3 separate regions of the Homo sapiens genome follow, and regions 1 and 2 are each linked to region 3. Evidence: read pairs that join two places in POLR2A ChIA-PET (ENCODE). Cell type or tissue: GM12878. All regions are shown on one strand. Each heading gives the region's core, and the rest is flanking DNA. Links, peaks and the distances in the headings are about the cores only.

Evidence for each region. ChIA-PET counts read pairs that join two places held together with the same protein. Peaks named below come from ENCODE experiments on the same cell type or tissue, not always from the same donor. Only the 100,000 strongest peaks of a DNase experiment are listed, where the experiment ranks them.
Region 1: POLR2A ChIA-PET joins it to region 3 with 5 read pairs; 1 of 35 experiments calls an interaction of 5 or more read pairs at or near these places.
Region 2: POLR2A ChIA-PET joins it to region 3 with 9 read pairs; 2 of 35 experiments call an interaction of 5 or more read pairs at or near these places.

What each region holds. Positions count from the first base shown.
Region 1 is chr2:214,992,066-215,000,293 of GRCh38, reverse strand. ABCA12 (ATP binding cassette subfamily A member 12) reads left to right here. Exons shown (of 53, transcript NM_173076.3): 23 at 2,485-2,599. Among named protein-coding and RNA genes, the nearest start is that of ABCA12, 140 kb to the left of the region's middle. In GM12878, for the core only: no CTCF peak of the experiment used is centred there; DNase peaks (open chromatin) are centred at 4,183 and 4,712; H3K4me3 peaks cover 552 bases; H3K27ac peaks cover 2,827 bases.
Region 2 is chr2:215,135,787-215,144,014 of GRCh38, reverse strand. It overlaps ABCA12 (ATP binding cassette subfamily A member 12), which reads left to right and starts at 5,389. Exons shown (of 53, transcript NM_173076.3): 1 at 5,389-5,875. The coding sequence starts at 5,807. In GM12878, for the core only: no CTCF peak of the experiment used is centred there; no DNase peak of the experiment used is centred there; H3K4me3 peaks cover 747 bases; H3K27ac peaks cover 3,627 bases.
Region 3 is chr2:216,004,409-216,009,408 of GRCh38, reverse strand. The region is part of intron 1 of MREG (melanoregulin); the gene reads left to right. Among named protein-coding and RNA genes, the nearest start is that of MREG, 6.6 kb to the left of the region's middle. RefSeq lists enhancers at 2,608-2,657, 3,248-3,297, 4,214-4,363, 4,374-4,493. In GM12878, for the core only: a CTCF peak has its summit at 832 (motif pointing right); DNase peaks (open chromatin) are centred at 2,988 and 4,268; H3K4me3 peaks cover 3,356 bases; H3K27ac peaks cover 4,740 bases.

The DNA of each region.
Region 1 (8,228 bases), core at 1,261-6,260, 1.0 Mb after region 3:
GCATGATCAATTTTAAGAAAACAAATTGATAAAAGAAACCTTGAACACATTTTGATCAACTATTTCAGATAAATATTGTGCTACCTGAAACTTTCATGTATTATCAGTTCATTTGCTAGGAATCCTCTATATCTAAAATGGTTTTTCTAGATGAATAAAAAAGTAACAATAATGCTTTTAGACAATTCAATTTGAATGTTCGAGAAATCTGCCAGTTGGGTAGCACTGAATGCTTCCTTCACTCTGTAGATGGTTAAAAAATAAGCAGATTATGGTTTTCAAGCTCACCTTCCTATATAAAAGCTTGAGGCTGAATATTACTTTAAAGGAATTGAACATGCTACGCAACCCAGTTATTGCAGTTTATATACAATTCAGATGGTATTGGATTTTTCTTTTCTCTTCTTTTTTCTTTCTTTCAATGCTTCTGTCTCCCTTGGCTACTTCAAGAGTTATAAATGAGATGAGGTAATGTAACCCAGTGCAACAGTAGCATGAGGAAGCAGGTAAGGAGTCCATCAAGTGGACTGTCAAGGTTAGCTGGCTATTGTGGAGGCTGTTGTGGACGGGACTGTGCTGCCCGAACTATGTGTGAACTGCAATGGTTTGCACAAATTATAAAGATCTATGGGGTCAATGAAGTTATAATTCTTATCTAGTTCCCTGCTCATTTGTTCCCCTTATAAATTTTGGTACCTAGGATGGTGGGTACCTGGGTGTGCAGTCTGTATTCTTTATGGGAATATGTTCATTATGCCTTACACACATATACACTGTTGCATATAAAGTGATTTCCCATTAATTATTTCATTTGTTTCACCCAACAACCTCATAATGTAAGTAGGAGCAGGAATTATTGTCCATACTTTCCAGATGAAAAAACTGAAATCCAGAAAGGCTAATTAACTTGCCCAAGATAATATAACTGGTACTACACTAGTCCTCCTGTTTATAAGACCAACATTTCTGCTTTATACTAGACCAAATCTAAAATACACTATCACTTGGAAGAAACATTACAGGGGATTTGTTGTTAATGAATGAAGGCCTTTGCCTAGTTCTAGATCCAGAAATCACTTCAAGGCTGTACCTGAACCAAAACAAAATTCATTCAAGAAGTAGTCTGTAAATGCCTACCCCATGCCATACAGTTTCCCAGGAAACAACAACAAAAAAAATGGAATATGGCCTCAACTCCCACTGCTCCCTCACCAAAAAAACACCTCATCTCTCTGATAATGACACACTTCTGCATGCTAAAGTGATACTGAATGATAGTGATCTCATGCTTCATTAATATTTACATTTTTCTTGGGGTACTTGGAGGTAATTTTTTAGTCTTGTAGATTAAAAAAGGAAATGGCCTTGGGACCTTTCTCCAAGTGAAAGCTTGAGTGGAGCCCAACACATAAACAGAGCAACTTAGAATCTCTCATCGACATCTACTGCTTTTGCCTCAGCTCAAATAAGGGCATCAATTGTCAGAACCATGGCTCCTAAGGTGTGGTCTCTGGACCAGCAGCATCAGTATCACCTGGGAAGTTGTTTAAAAAGCAAATAGATGGTCCCACCCAGATATAATAAATCAGAGGCTGGGGCCCAGAAACTTGTGTTTTAGTAATCTCTTTGGGTGCTTTGAGAACCACTCCAATTTAACTTTCAGGTTTCATGAGCAGGACATTGAGGAATACATCTGGGCTTGAGGATGTCTTCCAGTGATTCTCTAGTTGAGCACATCATCAAAATAGACATTTCTATACCATGTATAAAGCATCTTCCAGAGCATTACTTTGAGGAATCCAAGTTCTTTGTCTGCATTTTAAATCAAATGCTTTGGGCCAGGCACAGTGACTCATGCCTGTAATCCCAGCACTTTGGGAGGCCGAGGCAGGTGGATCACTTGAGGCCAGGAATTCGAGACCAGCCTGGCCAGCATGGTGAAACCCCATCTCTACTAAAAAACAAACAAACAAACAAAAACAAATGAATGCTTTAGATTTTATTTCATTTTTAGAAATTTAGTTTCATAATAACTATGATCTTCCTAAGAGTAGCTATAAATACAGTAATTTTGGAAGATATAGCTTTTAGTTAGGTAAACCAATCATCGTCTCATTTTAAATCTGCCTTTTAGATAAGAATTTAGTTTAGACATAAAGGTTTTGAGCCTTGCAATTATATCTATATAGTAATTATTTTCCCAGACACATACTCAAACACAATTTAAACAATATGGCAATTTTATGTAATAATCCAGAGCTTTTTTTTTTCTTACTCTTGAAACATTACACTAAAAAAATCACAGACCTATGGTTAAATCAGCTTCATGCTTCGTAAATAATGGGGTAATACCGATTATTTTCAATTTCAAAACACGATCATAAGTTCAATGTAAGAGAGAGTGAGTTCTTTATATATTATAATCTCTGCAAGTATGGTGTTCATTTTGGTCGCTGAATTTTTCTTTTTTTGTTTGTTTTACAGCTTCCTAACCAGTGTCTCTTATTCTCTTCCAATTGTGCTTATGGTTGCCTGGGTTGTATTTATAGCTGCCTTTGTAAAAAAGCTTGTCTATGAGAAAGACCTCCGGCTTCATGAGGTATGTTGAAAATCACTTCTTGTTATGAATAAGTCCTGTTCATAGAACAATTACTATGATTTTCATCATGCCTTTATAAACTTCAGAAAGCCTAACTTATCCCTTGTGAATTAAACAGAAAGAAAAACCTTTTACAAATCACAAAAGCAGCTGATAAGGCAATATTTTATTTTCTCAAAAAGTGACATAAAAGTCACTTAATAAGTGCTTTTGAAAAACAACATCTGAATAAAATATGAGTACAATGATAATTCCTGGAGTAATTTTTTGCCCAAGAAATTACCTATAGGACTTAGGATCTAACAGAGGAAGTTTAAATAACAACAATAACAACTGTTCAGGCAGAGAGATTGTTGGCATGGTAACTAAAATAACCCAAATGTAGATATAGATAGAGCTATAAACATAGACATAGACATATGGCATATTTCGGCTCTCACAAAGAAAATTCTCTTTCCAGTATACCTTGTCTCCTTCAATTACCTTCTCCATTTCCCACTGACTCCTGACTTATAGAAACTAAGAATTTCATGTTATGCTACTGATTGGGTTAGTAACCATATCACAATGGAAGACAGAACCAGGAGTGTGATGCATGACCTCTTTCTGGGCACGTTCTTCATCATTAACCCCAAATCCAAAATATCTTACTTCTTTTTAGAATTTATGATAAAGCATTATGTGATTTTTAGATTGTATTTGAGTAGAAATTATTTTATCTACTTATCCCATAATGAGTCCCTTCTTATACTCACTCATGGAGTGGAAACAAAGGTGAAACATTTCAAAACTGGGGCACAATAATTATTGCAAGGCCTGGCTGAATTCTGAAATAATGAGGTTAGAGGAACCCGTCCATCCACTTGTCCTTTTCAGACTTACCTTGCCAATGCTTTTAGACAATTGATCATTTCTCCCTATAAGATACAAGTTGCTGCTACATATTTCTGTTAGTTCAGCATCAGGCTTTCAGGGTTGTCCCCGTATTTGAACTTATATTTTTTACCTCTTCTGTTTGAATTTTGGTTGATCCACACAGCTGCATTTTTATATTTCAGTTATAATTTGGTAAACTTCTCATCAACTAGTTTGAGTCCTGTTGTTTTCAGGACTGTATGCAATGGTTTTCTAATTCCAATTTAGAAACTTGAATCCATGCCTTCAACCGTAATTATGATTGCAAGCCCCTCCCTTCTAGTTATCTTTCAGGTTCCCAGTATTCAGAAGCAAATCATCACAGAGTAAAGAAAATCTTTGAGATAGAAACTGTGACAGAAACAGAGTCCATTTCTACTTCAAAATTAATACCTACCTTTAAAATATTACTTGTGATAGAAACAGTAAATAGAAGCATGTATGCATACAGTATATATACAAATGTATATGCATATAATAAAACTGTGTGTATATAATACACACACATTGTATTATTTCATGTTTGAAGATGATGCTCTCTGAATGCATCTATGTATGTCACCAAAAATTATCAAAGCATAACGAAAAGTCATTTCTCAACTGAAAATGCAAAAGACTTGTTTTTAGCTATGAACCAGTTTCTGTTTGGTAGCTCTGTGTCTCCATTTGGCCTGCGTCTACCTTTGAAATTTAACCACCTTTGTCTTGGGGTCAAAGTCACATGGTGGAAGATCACTGAACTTGTAATCAGAATATCAGGTTTTGTATTCCAATTCTACCAGCCATATACACTCGGGCTCAGTCTCTTAAACCCTTTGAGTCTGATCATCTAGACTTCATTCAACATTTATTTCCAGAATGTAGCTCTCTCTCTCTCTGCCAGAACAGAGGAGCTCAATTATTCATATTTTATCAATTCTAAGACATTGATTTTCCCCCCTTTTTAAAGCCTTGGAAATTGGGATACATTTGATAGGGTGTCACGATTTATTTGGCAGTAATCTTTCTTTCTTGGTGGCATGTAAAATAGTGGCACATCCTCAATGTGTTCTAAATTCAAAGAAATACAGTGTGTTTATGAAATGAATTGATGGAGGTGAGCGTGGAAGGAGTGGGATGTCCCTAGTGCCTCCTGCTCAGCCTCGCTCCACTGCCCACAGTTCTCATCTAAACTCCTCCTTTTTAAAGATGTAAGGTTCAGCTCAGAAAGTGAGAAGTGACTTGCTGAAGACCTTGGAGCTAGTTAATGGTAGATCTGGCAGTAGAACGGAAGTATTTTGACTTCCAACCAATCCTCTTCCAGATCATAGCTACCTTTACCCTTAGAATCTTACTTTAGTAACACAGACTTCTAAGGACATTTGCAGATGATGATAGATAATCTCTTAAGTTACCAGAAACTCAAAGTCACTTTTTAATACTATCTTTTCATATTCTGATAAAGTCTAAAGCTGCCCAAGTCCTACTTCTTTCTCATTCAAATTAAACCAAAAAGGTAAGTAAAATCAATATTCTCCCCTTTTCGTTCTGTAATTATTCTCAGTCCTGGCAAGAAAACCAAGTTAATTGCTATCTCAATGAAGCCACTTATCTTTGACTTTGTTATGGTATGATTCCATGAATCCCTTTCCCTTGTTAAATAAATTAGCACAAATCTAATAAGTTTATTAAAGTAAGCCCATAGTATAAAAAAAGTACTTAAAAAATGCCTTTCGATTGGGTTTTGTTCTGCACTTTGCTTTTAAAAATTAAAATACTGAAGCTATAAAAATCTGATTTTATAACATATACAGAAGAGTATATTTTTTCTCATTATTTTCATGGTTTATGAGTTCGATTCATCTGTTTGATCTAATGTAAGTCATGTATGGGACTTTCAGTGCTTATATTTTGTTGGAGACAGAATTTTGGAGTCATTCTCTCAGTTCAGACAGGTAGCCTAAAATATATGTGGGCCGCAGAGGTGTTACCAAGAATTAAACAAAGATTTTTTTAGTCTCCTAGTACTTCACATTAAACAATTTTTTTGTGCTTTCCTGACATACATTAATCCACCCCACCAGTGGGAATTTGAAATGTTTCCAGTAATGATCACAACATCCTTTATATCATACTAAAAAAAACAATAATATAAATGTCTATTGTCAATAGAATTATAGAAATTGAGGTAGAAAATGTTATTATTCCTTATGAGTTAGTACTTGACATTCTTGCAGAATTGAATGAAGACATTGCTCTCAAGTAAATATATGAGTATTTCTGATTTCTTTTCTTGGCAGTATTTACGTCAACCCCTGTGCATAAGCTTCTCATGAATGTGGCAACACATTTATCCAAACTCTTCTAGAATCTCTTTCTTATTCTCTGCTATAAACTGGGCAGACTTTGGCTACTAGGCAGCGGGGTTTTCTTTGAGCAACAGGTTATCAGATATTGATGAATTGCTCTGGCAGGTTTGGGAGGCTTGATAAAAGTGACTCTCTGATTACAAAGCTGGCACCTGACATCTGTCACTTTGAGGAGGAACTAATGGCATCCAAGAAAGCACATCTAGCCGCTCTCGGTGGGCCCCCTTCCATCAGCAAATTTGGTCTTGTTTATTACAACAAAGTTGGCAGTGAATCTGGATAATTTATGGATGACTTATATGCTCTCACTGGTCTTTCTCTTTATGAATAGCAGCTGTTTTCCTCGTGGCATAAAATCCTGAAGTTTAACACTGAAGTTTCATGCTAGAATGTTAAATAGTGAATGCTTTTGGAAGCACCTAACTCACCCTGTTTCAGGAAAAAGCAAAATGATGAGTCTCTAACTTTTGCAAATTCCTGGGACTGGAATCTGATCTTGAGTATCAAAAATTTCAAAATTACAGTGATTAAACACCTTTAGTCCTGGTGTTCAAGCCTGCCAAATTATCTTTTAACAAGCCTATGAATGAAGAACATTCTCAATATATAAGTGATTTCTAGAAAGCTATCAATTGTCAGGGAAGAAAAACACGTTTATACACATGACATCAGCTTTATTTTGTGGCCTTGATATGGTCTAGATATTTTATAAACCACCTTGGGAAATATATTGACATTGTCTCCTACTTACATACATTACCACTGGGACGAAATATGTTTGTATAGGCTACATAAAACTGTGGTAAATATCAGCTTGGGAAGTAGTAATATAGGTTCCATAACTCCCCACTTAATTATATTCAAATAGGCATAAAAATCTGAAAATACAAATAGTAGGAAAGGGAAATAAAAAGGACTAACATATCATATTGGAACAGGTGAATATCTCTGAAATAGTCGCCAAACATGACACAGTAATTTTTTCAAATGGGGTAGGGTACACGCAAAGAATTGCTGGAATAAGATATCTGAGGTCTTTTTCACACCAAACTGTAGTTTTGTTTTCAATGATAGCATGTGTAGCAATTGGGGAAACTTTCCATAGTGACCTTTGCTTCATGCTACTTTGACCCATATTTTCCATTCCCACGGAAGCATAGGTTGAGTCTTTACTACAAATGGTGACAGGGCCTTGGAGGAGAAAAACATTAGGGAGAGAAGAAGGTGAGAAAGAGGGCAAAGTTAAGAGGGAAAGTCACAGGGTCTTTCTCAGTGGTGATTAGTTTAAAGCCCACAGCTTAGGCTGTTGGCAGCCAGGTAGCTGTTTCCCTGGTAACAACTGGAGCAGCAGAGTTATCGAAATGTGATGTTACCAAAGCAGAAAGTAAAATTCACTATTTTGCTCGTAGAGCAAAAGATCCGATGCATTTGCTATAATTTTTTTTTCCTGGAAAACTTAGGTTTAAGGGGGTGGGGCATTGACTATCCTTGATTTTGAAAAAAGAAAAAATTGGGTTATAAAGCTGTTAGTGGAGATTTATTTATTTATTTATTTATTTATTTTGAGACAGAATTTCACTCTTGTCTCTCAGGCTGGACCTGCAGTGCAGTGGCATGATCTCGGCTCACTGCAACCTCCACCTCCTGGGTTCAGGCTATTCTCCTGTCTCAGCCTCCTGAGTAGCTGAGATTACAGGCACCACCACCATGCCCGGCTAATTTTTGTATTTTTAGTAGAGATGGGGTTTTGCCATGTTGGCCTGGCTGGTGTGGAACTCCTGACCTCAGGTGATCCGCTTGCCTCAGACTCCCAAACAGCTGGGATTACAGGTGTGAGTCACTGTGCCCGGCCAGTTAGTGGAGATTTCCTCTGTTCTTTTTTTTTTCCTAAAAAAAAAAAAAAAAAAAAGGGGGGGGATACTAGGTTGATAGGCTTAACATTAATCATGAATTGTTTTTTTTTTTTTTTCATTTTTTTTTTTTCTTTTTGAGACAGAGTCTTGCTCTGTCGCCCAGGCTGGAGTGCAGTGGTGTGATCTCGGCTCACTGCAAGCTCCGCCTCCCAGGTTCACGCCATTCTCCTGCCTCAGCCTCCTGAGTAGCTGGGGCTACGGGGGCCCGCCACCACTCCTGGCTAATTTTTCTGTATTTTAAGTAGAAACGGGGTTTCATTGTGTTAGCCAGGATGGTCTCTGTCTCCTGACCTCGTGATCTGCCCGTCTTGGCCTCCCAAAGTGCTGGGATTACAGGCGTGAGCCACCGTGATCGGCCCTCATTAATCATGAATTGTTAAAATTAGAAACCAGGATATCCAGGTTTCCCCAAAGTACATGTCACAAAATTCAACCAAACCAAGGTCCAGGGGA
Region 2 (8,228 bases), core at 1,931-6,930, 870 kb after region 3:
TGTCTATATATAGGTCACAACTAGCTTTCAAAACAATTCCATGGTCCAGAAAAAAACCACAGGTAGTAACAGAATGGGGAAGATTAACGTCATTCCTGCCACTTAACATGATTATTTTAGATTGAGATATATTTATTGCGTGTTATATGGGAGTACTTCCCCCTTGGAAAAGGGTTAAAATATAAACTTGATGCTCCCAATTATAATACAAATTAATGAATGCACAGTTAGTTAATTTAGAAGTTGATATGTTTAGAAAAATACCATGGGTGAAACTATATGCTGCAAAATTTGATTCAAAATCTCTGTCCAGTTATCTGTAGCAAGACTTCACTGATACAATAGCCATATGTTCTGCTTGTCACATGCTGTCATTAAAATACTCATTAAATGCATATCTGGAGAGCCAGATGTTTCATTTTTATTATATACCATTTTCTTCCCATTTACAATCCATATGTGCTTATCTAATGGTTAAAATTTTGTGAATTTTTTTACATACTTTTGAATATACTTTTTATCTCTAGCCACATATTTGTAAAGAAGCATATATAGTACATATTTACATCTATATAAACACATACAAAAATGGATATTTTTGAGTGTGGACTTGTGAATTTATCCTACTCTATTTGTACATTCTCTTGTTCAAGAGTCAAGCTATCAGCTACCACTATACATGCCAATCAGTTGTTCCCTTTCACTTCCCCCTGTACCTTTCCTTCTCCTCTGCTTCCAAAATATTACTGATCAGGCTGGGCGTGGGGGCTCACATCTGTAATTCCAGCACTTTGGGAAGCTGAGTAGGGTGGATCACTTGAGGTCATGAGTTCAAAACCAGCCTGGCCAATATGGTGAAACCCTGTCTCTACCAAAAGTACAAAAAATTAGCCAGGCATGGTGGCACATGCCTGTAATCCCAGCTACTAAGGAGGCTGAAGCAGGAGAATCGCTTGAACCCGAGAGGCAGAGGTTGCAGTGAGCTGAGATTGTGCCCCTGCACTCCAGCCTGGGCGACAGAGCAAGACTCCGTCTCAAAAACAAAAACAAAAACAAAAACAAAAAAATATTGCTGATCAGTTAGTGCTTGAAAGAGACTTCTCAACTAAAATGTTTGATTATTGATTTGAATTGAAATTATTGACTAGTTCCTTTACCCCCTAGCCTTATGCTTTCAAAGTAATACAGTAGTAGTTGCACATACAAAATGGGAGGCTGAGGGGGGCGGATCATGAGGTCAGGAGTTCGAGACCAGCCTGACTGACATGGTGAAACCCCATCTCTACTAAAAATACACAAATTAGCTGGGCATGGTGGCACACGCCTGCAATCTCAGCTACTCAGGAGGCTGAGGTGGGAGAATCACTTGAACCTGAGAGGTAGAGGTTGCAGTGAGCCGAGATTGCACCCCTGCACTCCAGCCTGGGTGACAGAGCAAGACTCCACCTCAAAAAAAAAAAAAAAAAAAGGAAAGAAAACCTGTGTGTTGCTCAAGATTGAGGGGACAGATAACTGGTTGACTTATTTTTCTTATATGTTGGAATTTGAAAATGCTAGAAATGATCATTTTCTAGCTTATTTAATAAAATTAATCTTTTCTAAGATAGTTTTTGTTGTGCCCAAGAGAATGCATGCTATAGAAACCTTTACTATTGGGATATTCTTTTTTAAATTGCTCTGGGAACAGGCCAGTCATCAAAGACTAAAACACATGCAAAAATTGGCTCGTTGTATTTTTTCCATGAAGAAACAAGCGATAGTAGATAAATATATAGATTTGTCTTTTAAGCTGCTTAAGGTGTTATGAGGGGGAAAACATAAATTGAGAAGAAAAAAATACTATTTTTCATTTTCATTTTTCCTTTAAAATGGAGAATTGATTATTAAAACTTACATTGCAAAGAGGAGGAGATGATCTTTCTGAATACTCTACGCTATATCTTTCCATCAGTTTAAATAGGTTGGCCAAAAATTTCTAAATTTTACAGGCATCAGTTTTTTTTTCTTAGCCTCACAAGATTATAGCTACACATGTAGTAAAATTAATTCAACATCACCAGTTTAAGAAAATGATTACTCACCCTGAGTGAGTGGATGAATAATTCTTCACAAGATGGGAAATCACCCTGAAATTGCCATACTCACATGGCTCAATGTAAGATAATCAATTGATTTACAAACTTGGTCCCTGACATGACTGTGTTATTTGTGATGAGAAATTCCATGCCATTGAAATCACCTTGGAGGGATAAGGTGCTCTGTAACAGCTTGGAGTGAGCGAGACTTTTTAAAGCTCCCTTGAAATATGTCTTCTTTTCGGGTTTTGTGGATCAGATTTTTACCAGTTGCTTCTTGACACAATTCTTTTGTCTACATTATCATTGGAGTGTCTCAGTGCTGAAAACTTGAAAATCCTGAATCTGATACCTTCCTCACACCCACCTGCTTCATAGCATCAGCTATCAACCTCTTACATCGCAAGTGGATCTTAGGCAATGAGGTATTAGCAACTGGTGCCTCATTATGGTAATCCTTGGGTGGAGTCCCACCCTTCTTATAAAAGAAGGATGCTGTTATTTTTACCATGAGTTAGCTTCAATTTCCCAACTTGTTGCACATTTCCACCTAGGTTAAATGTGTGCACTTGCTGTGTTTTCTTACCCATGCTTGCTTTATTAGGGCCTGTTGGAGAACAGGTTTTGCAGACACAGAAACCTGGGTTCAAATTAATGTTCTGACACCCATTATCTGTGTGACCTCAGGAAGCTACTTGTCCTATGCATCTTCACGTATACAGCAGGTAAAATAATGTTGACCTCACAGGTCCTGTATGCAATGAGTATCCCATAGCACCTTAATGTAAAAGTCAGTTGATGGTAAAACAAACAAACAAACAAAGTTGTCACTGATGCTATACACAACAACCAGTGCTGAGACAAAGGAGTAAAATTATAATCTGGTTGCTGTTAAAATTTCTGAACTGTTTTACATCATCACTAACTCAATTCACTTGTTTTTTCTATTCAAAAACAGGGTTTCAAGTCTCAACTTCAATCAGTTTCTCATTCTACTAACATTTTCATCATCCCACAGCATCGGCTTTATCATACTCTATCTCTTAAGAAGAGTTTCCAGGAACTTTTCATTTTAAATCCGCAATATGACATCTCCTCCTCTTTGGCTTTAGGTCCCTAACTCTCCAACTTTATCTTCTACTACTTCAGACCAGCTCTTAGATTTAGTTGGGTCAGAATTCTCACCATTCAGGAATACAGAATTTATCTCAAAATTGTGGTGTTCCATGAGACTTGGTCCCTGTACTCAAGGGGCTCAGAGTATGGACAGAGAGACAGACTGACTATACTAGAAGGTAATAAGGGAGTTGGCTATCTGTGCGAACAAAGCTTTATGGGAAAACAGATGAAGGGGTGATTAATTCAGCCGGGGGTGGGGGTGTGGTGGGTGGAAGTGCTGGAAAAGGCTTCAGAGGGGAAGTTACACTTGAGTCAGTCATTTGAGAATGAGCACAATTTCATTTTGGGCAGAGGGAACAGCATGACCAAAGCCTGAAAGTGAACAGTCCTCATCTAAAGTATTCTAGCAGATGGCAGGAGGGAGGGCTGAAGGTGGAGAGACAACTGATGAAGCTGGCAAGAGCCAGGCTGGGAAGTGCCGTGAGGCTCTATGAAGAAGCCTAAAAGAGCAGCCTTCCTTCTCCTGAATTCCTGGAGCAACTACTCTTTGTGAACTCATTTTGGCCATAATTTTTCATGCGTGTACTTACAAAAAAATCTCTACAAGTGATTTATAGACCTGCCTAGAGAAACAGGGAAAATCCCTGATGTTCATTTGTTTCTCAGCTCTTCCTGTGAAGTGTAATACATGGGACTGGAGAAAACATAGCACAGAGATTAACAGTACAGAAACGAGGTTCGAGTTCCTTCTCTGCTGTTCCCACTGTCCTCACTGCTAACTAGGTGAAATCCAGCAAGTTATGGCACTTCTAAATATCACTTTCTTTCACTGAAAATGGGAATAATGACAGTTTCTATATAATAGGACTCCTAGGATGATTCAATAAGTCCTTAGCAAACATTGCTACCCAATTAATAGAATTAATTGACTACTTACTATGAGGCAGGACCTGTGCTAGATTCCTTTTTTTGGAGGGGGGATGGAATCTCACTCTTTTGCCCAGGCTGGAGTGCAGTGGCGCCATCTCAGCTCACTGCAACCTCTGCCTCCCGGTTTCAAGCGATTCTCCCTCCTCAGCCTCCCAAATAGCTGGGATTACAGGTGCCCACCACCATGCCTGGCTAATTTTTGTGTTTTTAGTAGAGACGGGGTTTCACCATGTTTGCGAGGCTGGTCTTGAACTCCTGACCTCAAGTGATCAGCCCGTCTCGGCCTCCCAAATTGCTGGGATTACAGGCATGAGCCACCGCACCTGGCGAAGGGAGAACTCTTAATGCTTTAACGGATTTTGCAAGTAAAGTCTGGATTAGTCAGGGTAGGTGTGAGGATCAAAGGGGAGCTTCACCCTACTAGCCTTGGCTCCAGTAGTTTATTCAATTACATTCAGCAGCAAGTATTGAACACTAATGATATGTAAAGTACTGTGATATAAAATAGTCCATGTCCTCAAATAATTTATAATCTTGTAGGAAAAATAAGACATACACAAATAAAAATAATGCAAAAACTTTAAGTTCCTTGAGAGAGGGCAACAAAGAATGATTCAAAGGCAAGAGAATCTATCCTATGGGATATATCCAAAAAGGCTTCATTGAAGATGTCAACTTGGGGATAACTTTGAAAGGCAGGATCTTAGAGAGGGAGGAATGTATCATGGAAAGAGGAAATAGAAATGTCTTGGATCAGCCTGTGTCCCCTTTCACTATAAGAGCCTGAAACAATGTGGCTTGTCTGTAATAGACACGTGAATCTCCACTCACGAATTGAGGGACTCCAGTTTGTAATTTATGTCCCCTACAGCCTACCTTTCCTTTTCTGCCCTGTGCTTAACCTAGTACATTGTGATGAAAGGTGGGACCTGGCCAACATAGTTTCTTCCCCCAAAATCGAAACATTCAACTTTAGGTTAAAGGTGGACACTTTCCCTAGTATATCTAATGATGGGCTGAGGCTCAGAGCTTTGCAGCTAAGCTCTGGCCTTATTGACTTAAATCATTTTAATGACACTTTAATATTAAAGAGTCACTGGGCCCAGTGTCTGTGAAATGCTCTCTGTGCCCTGCCTCTGCTAGAGCAGACACTGTGTGCAGGAAAGAAGACAAGAGAATGTAGGACAAGTCCTACTGGCCTTGCAAAGGTCCCACCCCCTAGTCCCTGTGACGCATCCAGTGCAGGTGACATGTTCTCTAAGGTGTGGATAGGCAATTAATTTCATGGAGAGTAGGAGGTGTGGGTTCAGCTGCTGCTTTTTTTTTTTTTTCAGTGAGGCATTATCTGAATGATGCTCATTCTCTCTTGAGTCTGGACTTCGTGCAACAAGCAGCAACTGGATATTATTTTAAAATAAGCATAAGCCACCCAAAGATACTGATCTGGGTCCTTCTTTTGGAAGAAGAGTTGATTGAGAAGTGCCTCTTGGTTAAGGATTAACCACAGGGAAAAATCCAGCAGAAACAGAAGAACTGTGGGTTTCTTACCCCAGCCCTCAAGGAAGCTATGCCGTGAAAGGGGTACTGATACACTGACATACAGCAAGTTGGACGGGGCATCAGTTCTTCATTTGTGGAGTGGAGAAAAGAAGAGGAAATCTCTCATTTGGGGCATTTGAAGGATGGCTTCCCTGTTTCATCAGCTTCAGATCCTGGTCTGGAAAAATTGGCTAGGTGTAAAAAGGCAGCCGGTGAGTTAAAAAAAAGTGTGGGAGTATGGGTCATGGGGCAATACGCCAGGTAATCCTAAAATGTGATCTTAATGAGAAGTGAAAACAGAAGAGTTTAAAGGCATTTTCCAAAGCAGGAAGTAAGATATTTAGAATTCATCCCCCTATCTGTCTTATAGCTAATGGAGCGAGTCTTAACATGCCCCCAAAAGCAGCCTTTTCATTTCAGTAAATTAAAGAGTAAACCAGGACATGCCCTGGGCAAAAAAAAAAGAACATGACTCATTACTGGCTGAACTGGAACGTTGAATTCTGGTTTCAAGCCAAAAGGCTTTCAGAATTTTTCTTAATGTAGTTAAAAATGGGATAGAGGAAAGAAAAGTATTATTTGAAATGTACAATAAATGGGAAGAAATATACTGGAAAACTGAAAGCCATAGAAAGTTTGGTTGAAAGGTAAAATACAGAACAGAAATAGTTTGAAGGCTATTAGTATAGAAAAGCTACTGAGAAATTTTAGTATCTAAAAATCATTTACTGGGAATACCAAACAAGAGTATGTATATGTGCTATGTTTTAAGAATATTATTGAATCACTTAGCTTTACTACTACAATCTATCTTCTCTTGCTCATTGCAACGTCTTTTTTGTACTCTTACATTAATGTTTGCGTTCTAATTACAAAGTTAGCTATTAGATCCTCATCAGATGGCTCCCAGGATGATTGAGAAAGGAATTGGTTTCTGGGAGTTGTTATATATTCAGAAGAATGTTTGAAAATCGGGGAAATCCAAAAAGGTATTCAATATACTTTATTTTAAAGTGGTAATTCCCAGCCTTGAATGAGTAATGTAAATATTATGCAAATAATATGCATCACACAGAAACCAGCACTTTATCTATGCACCTTATCTCGCTCCAGGCTTGCTTGGATTGCCTGACACTTTACTTGAGTGTTTTGATGTGTGTAGTAAGAGGAGGAAGTAGATGTTCATTTACCCTTGTGAATTTTGTGGGTAGGGTTTTAAAATTCTAAGGCATGTGATTGCATGGGTGTGGGGTTTGAATATAAAATTATAAACTCATTCATGTTTTTATTTGTTTTTTAACTGGAAAAAAAAAAGCACAGAAGAAAACCTCCCCATAATTATCATGTGGTTGATTCTGTGTGGCATAAGCAGGGAAAGGATCCTGGGTGTGTGGATGTGGTCATGTGGTCAGAGCATGCGAGTTGGGGCCCCTGCCACTGCTCCTCATGTAACTTAAGTAGCTTAAGACAGTTTCTCTAAGCACTGTTTTTCCCACCATGATGTGGCATGATGAGTTAGACGTGACATGATTAGTTAGATGTGGCATGAAGCCTGCCACATCTAACTCATTGGGGGAAGTACCAAATGTGCTAATGTATTTCAAAGTGCTTTATAATACTGACACACTTAGCAAATAGATTAGTGAGGGATTTGAGGCAATGTGTGTCATATTTTATGCAGATTAATAATGAAAGGAAATTCAGGAGAAGATACTGTGGGTAAAAGGAAGAAATCCACGTACAGTCAAGTTTGTAAGTGATAAAAATTCAATAGCTAAAAACAAAAACACAGAGGAACTAAAATCTGTACGTGTTATTGTCAATAATCTGAATGCTGAGGTCTGTTTCTTTTACAACTCTATTTTGTGTAAAAAAAGTTATAGGAAAAAAAAACACCCAAATCTCAGGTGAAGATGTTTGTTTTTCATTGAGAAATTTTATCTTTAGAAATTTTAATGACAAATTTTTTTCCTCATTTTGAAAGTAGTAGGTATATCAATTTTCTCCTTTGGGGTTTCTCTTCATTTTAGTCAGTGTTTGTGGACATGGTGAAATATTTAGGGGAGATGTAAGTCAGATATTAAAAGTTTTTCAAGCATGACACCTTGCATTATTCCCATCTAGTCAAAACCCCTAAATAAACTCTGGTAACTATACTTTTCCTAGGGAGGGAGAATACATGAGCCATTAGTTCATTTTGGGACAGGGAATGATTCAGATCTTAAGTGCACCTTAAACAAATGGAAACCAGAACAGATAAGTCTTCACGGCAGAGTGAGGTCAGAGAAAGTCCAAAATTTGGGACAATACAGAGGCCAACCTGAATCCATTATAACCAACCAGAGGGACAAGAGAGACCTGTAGAAGATGGTGATGCAAAAGGAAAAGGAAGGACAATTCTGAGTGGAGGGGGAAAGGGCAAAGAAAGAGAAATTTCCTTCACAGTTTCGCCTAGGGTCAGCTCTGTCTCTCCATGTTGGGAAAAAGACTTGAAGACACGTGTGGGAAGGATATATGTGCGATGGCATTACACTTAAAAAGGAAGAGAGGAATAAGAGGTTGGAA
Region 3 (5,000 bases), core at 1-5,000:
TCAGTGCTGGGATTACAGGTGTGAGCCACTGCACCCAACCCCCACTTAGCAGCATTTTTTTTTTTGCATTTTTGTACTTTAGCTGGCAATTTCACTGTTTAGAATATCTCCCAAAGTGTAGTGCTGAAGTGCTAACATACATGTTGGATAAGCTTCACTCCAACCTGAGATATAGGGTGTTGGCCATGAGTTCAATGTTGATAGAGCAACAATATATATTAAATAAGGTGTCTTTAGGCAGAAACACATAAAACAAAGTTATGTATTGATTGGTTGACAGGGATCTAATCCTGCCATCGGCTCACAGGAACCTAACTCTGTATTTCCCCTAGGAACAATGGTTCAGTATTCACTAATTCAGTGTTCAAGCGACTTTACAGAACCTAACTACCACAGACAACAAGAATCAGCTGTGCTTCATAGGGCTATGGTGGGGATTTCATTAACAGATATAGCAGAAATGGTTTAGTTTGAGTCACGCCGCTTGGGGCAGAGACTGAGTTGAAGAGGAAAGTGTCTCTGACAAGGAAGTTCATCTTCCCTGCCCTCATGCTCCTGATCCTGTACAGATTGGGCTTAGTGCTTGTGACAGACTAGGCACTGTTGTAAATGCTTTGTATCTGTGGGCCATTCAGGAAAATTCAATTTGTTTTGAATTTGGCCCACACCCGAAGGTCCTGATCAATTCCTTTTTAGAATGGTCCTTTGTGTGGGCACAAAACAGTCATCTAGAGCAAACTGAGATTTTATTTTACTTTCCCTCCCAGGAATTCAGGCACTGTAGAAAAATAAAACAGTGACGTCTGTCCATTCATTGCCTGCAGAGGGCATCAAGTTTGTTATCATGAATGGAAGCTGCAGGTGGGCATCCAGATGAACAAGGAGCAAAACAGATTTGGAAGCTCATTATATGGTCCACTTGGGTGGCTTAAGAGAGAGCCACACATAAAATCATAGCTATTGTTGTTCATTCTTTCCATTTCTTCTTTTGCTGTTGAAAAATCAGACAGATGTAACGATGTTTGATTATCAGTTATTAACAGCTAATAGAAATTAGAGAGTAACAATTGTTACAAATTGAATTTTCCTGAATGGCCCACAGATACAAAGCATTTACAACAGTGCCTAGTCTGTCACAAGCACTAAGCCCAATCTGTACAGGATCAGGAGCATGAGGGCAGGGAAGATGAACTTCCTTGTCAGAGACACTTTCCTCTTCAACTCAGTCTCTGCCCCAAGCGGCGTGACTCAAACTAAACCATTTCTTCTATATCTGTTAATGAAATCCCCACCATAGCCCTATGAAGCACAGCTGATTCTTGTTGTCTGTGGTAGTTAGGTTCTGTAAAGTCGCTTGAACACTGAATTAGTGAATACTGAACCATTGTTCCTAGGGGAAATACAGAGTTAGGTTCCTGTGAGCCGATGGCAGGATTAGATCCCTGTCAACCAATCAATGCATAACTTTTTTTATGTGTTTCTGCCTAAAGACACCTTATTTAATATATATTGTTGCTCTATCAACATTGAACTCATGGCCAACACCCTATATCTCAGGTTGGAGTGAAGCTTATCCAACATGTATGTTAGCACTTCAGCACTACACTTTGGGAGATATTCTAAACAGTGAAATTGCCAGCTAAAAGTACAAAAATGCAAAAAAAAAGCCGCTAAGTGGGGGTTGGGTGCAGTGGCTCACACCTGTAATCCCAGCACTTCGGAAGACCAAGACAGGTGGATCACTTGAGGTCAGCAGTATGAGACCAGCCTGGCCAACGTGGTGAAACCCCATCTCTACTAAAAATACAAAAATTAGCTGGGCGTGGTGGCACATGCCTGTAATCCCAGCTACTCTGGAGGCTGAGACAGGAGAATCACTCGAATCTGGGAGGCGGAGGTTGCAGTGAGCCAAGATTGAGATACTGCACTCCAGCCTGGGTGACAGAGCGAGACTCCATCTCAAAATAAATAAATAAATAAATAAATAAATAAATAAATAAATAAAATGTTGCTAAGTGATCACAAAAAGGACGCTTGTTTCCAATCTGAGAGCTGAACCAAGAAGCCTGAGTGTTGCCTTTTGACCTCGGCTGGGGCTGTGCGTCTCAGGCAACTCTAAATTTTTTGTCACTCTAGGCATGTTCATGAATGTCCTTGGAAACATCACTAGTATTGATTTTGGGGTTACAGGTAAATTTTGACGAGTGGGCGAATTTGCAAATGCAGAATCTCCAAATAATGAAGATTGGCTGTAATTATGTCCACCATCCCCAGTTGGCCATTGAGGAGACTGAGACACAGAGAACTTCAGTAACTTGCTTAGAGGCACACGTGGTCGAACTGGGATTCATATGCTAGTAGATTTCAATGCCATAGAAAGAGCAGAGCCCTTCTGGTGTGCAGAGAGGTATGGAACTAGCTGCTTACGTGGTGTGTGTTAGAAGTTGTGTTTGGAGTTTGAATCTTTCCCTGAATTGTTATAGCCCAGGGTCCAGAAACACTGGGTCTTTTCCTGCATTGAAGCTAGGGAAACCAGGTGCCAGTGGGAAAGAAGGGTGGGGGTAAGGGAGGGCTCACAACATGTAAAAGGGAATCACCACCAACTCTAGAAGTATAATAATCTTTTACATTTGTAGGGTTTTTCATTTTACGGTGTGGACTCACATGACCTTGGAGCTGACCAAATCATCTTCTCCCCATTGGAAGGGCTTTTAGAAAGTTGACGAGTACGTTTATGTCAGTGAGATTTCTCAGACCGGGGCCCAGATGGCCTGACTTTTTTCCCAGCACATACTATTGGGTTTTCCGGAGCCAGGTCTCTGAGCAGATTGGGCAGATTGGCACACCTCATCTGTGGCTTCCTGCAGAAACCTGCAGTTTGCAAAGCCGGTAGCTCCGGGGCCGGACAATGATTCACAGGAAGTGCCTGCAGGGGCACAAAGGGTTTTTACTGAAGGAAAGTGCCCTGGCTGGAAGATTCCCATTGCAAGGCTGGTGCTTTTGCCTTCTTGAAAGACAGGGGAGTGATAGGGGAGGGCCAGAGGTGCATGAGTGCTGTCCCAGGGACTGGGCTTTAGGCCCAACGCGTAGGAGGGAAGCTCTTTATAAGAAGTCAGCTGTCCAAAATTCACAAGGATGACTTTTAAAGGTTTTCTTCCCCGGCAAGCCACAGCGTCCCTCTTCTCTTTTTGTGACTTGCATTAGTCATAGTGCCATTGGAAGTTCCCGAGAAGATGAAATTTCTTTCTCCTACACATCATGTGAGAGTTTCTTGCAACTTTTTATTCTCTAGACTCTTGAAGTGATTTTATCACTACACCACCTATGTTTAAAAAGTATAAACTCTGCTTAAATGCTGGGTAAAATAGTTTATTCTGTTAGCACCTGAAGTCATTTTAGTCTGGTTAATAAATCTTTGTTTTGTGACAGTTATATACCATGCACTCTATTCTTTTGTGCCCTTTTAGGAAATAATTTTGGTGACATAGTGTGCAACAAAAGAACCCCTGAACTGTTTGACACTGTCCTGAATTGGCTCTTACTTAGCTTTTTTTTTTTTTTTTTTTACAAAAATCTTTTAAAAACTTGTGTTCCAATGTGTGATATTACAGACAAAAAACATACACAAATATGTTCAGTATAAAGAATAACTATAGGCTGGGCATGGTTGGCTCACACCTGTAATCCCAACACTTTGGGAGGCCGAGGCAGGTGCATCACTTGAGGTCAGGGGTTTGAGACCAGCCTGGCCAACATGGTGAAACCCTGTGTCTACTCAAACTACAAAAAAATTAGCTTGGTGTGGTGGCGGCACTTATAATCCCAGCTACTCTGGAGGCTGAGGAAGAAGAATCACTTGAAGCTGGGAAGCAGAGGCTGCAGTGAGCCAAGACTGTGCCACTGCACTCCAGCCTGGGTGACAGAGCTAGAACCTGTCTCAAAAAAAAAAAAAAAAAAAAAAAAAGAATAACTAGAAAGTGAATACTCGTGTAACCACCTCCATGGCAAGAGATAGCTATTGCCAGCCCCTTATCTCCTCCTTGATCATGTCTAGACTTCTAGCTTTCCCACCTATGTGTGCACCTTAAAGATGTACTTTTGTTTTGCCTGCCTTTAAACTTTGCATAAATGGGATCAAACTGTGTGTTCTCATAGAACTCACTTTGTTGGTGGAGCTTTGTGAGATTCCTCCGTGTTGTTGTATGTAGCCTTGTTCATGGTCCTTATTGCTTTAGACTGTATTCCATTTTGTTCCCCTATTCTACTCTTGGTGGACTTTTGGGTGGTTTCCAGTTTTGGGCTATTAAGTATGGTTTAAAGTCAGCATATAAGGTGAAATTAATTATTCATCTCTCAGTCATACTGGCTTCCCCTGGTTCCTCAAATATACCACCCACACCCCTGCCTCAGCGCCTCTGCACTTTCTGCCTGCCCTGCCTTGAAGACTCTTTCTCTAGTTTTCTGTGTGGATAACTCCTTCACTTTATTTAGATCTCTTCTCAAAGTCATTTTATCAGAACATTCTACCCTGACCACTCTCTTAAAACAGTGCCCCACCCTTCACTGTGTCCCTTACTCACTATGTATTTCTTTACAGTTCTGAATGTCACATGGCGTAAACATATGTGCTTATCATCTGCTTCCTCCCACAAGACTGTAAGGCCAATTTTCATAAATTTAAACAGCTAAAAAAAATGTTAGGAGCTTGTCTGTGAGCTTGAAGACACAGAGTCATACTCATCTCTACAGTTTAGAGCCCTGTGAACTTGGGAAACAAGAGTGCATTGGTTCAGCAAATATTTATTGAGCATTTACTATGTGCCAGGCACAGGTTTTTTTTTTTTGTTTGTTTTTTTGTTTTTTTTGAGGCAGAGTCTAACTCTGTCGTTTAGGCTGGAGTGCATTGGCATTATCTCTGCTCACTGCAACCTCCGCCTCCCGGGTTCAAGTGATTCTCCTGTTAGGCACTGTTTTAAGTACTTGAGATACATCACTGAGCA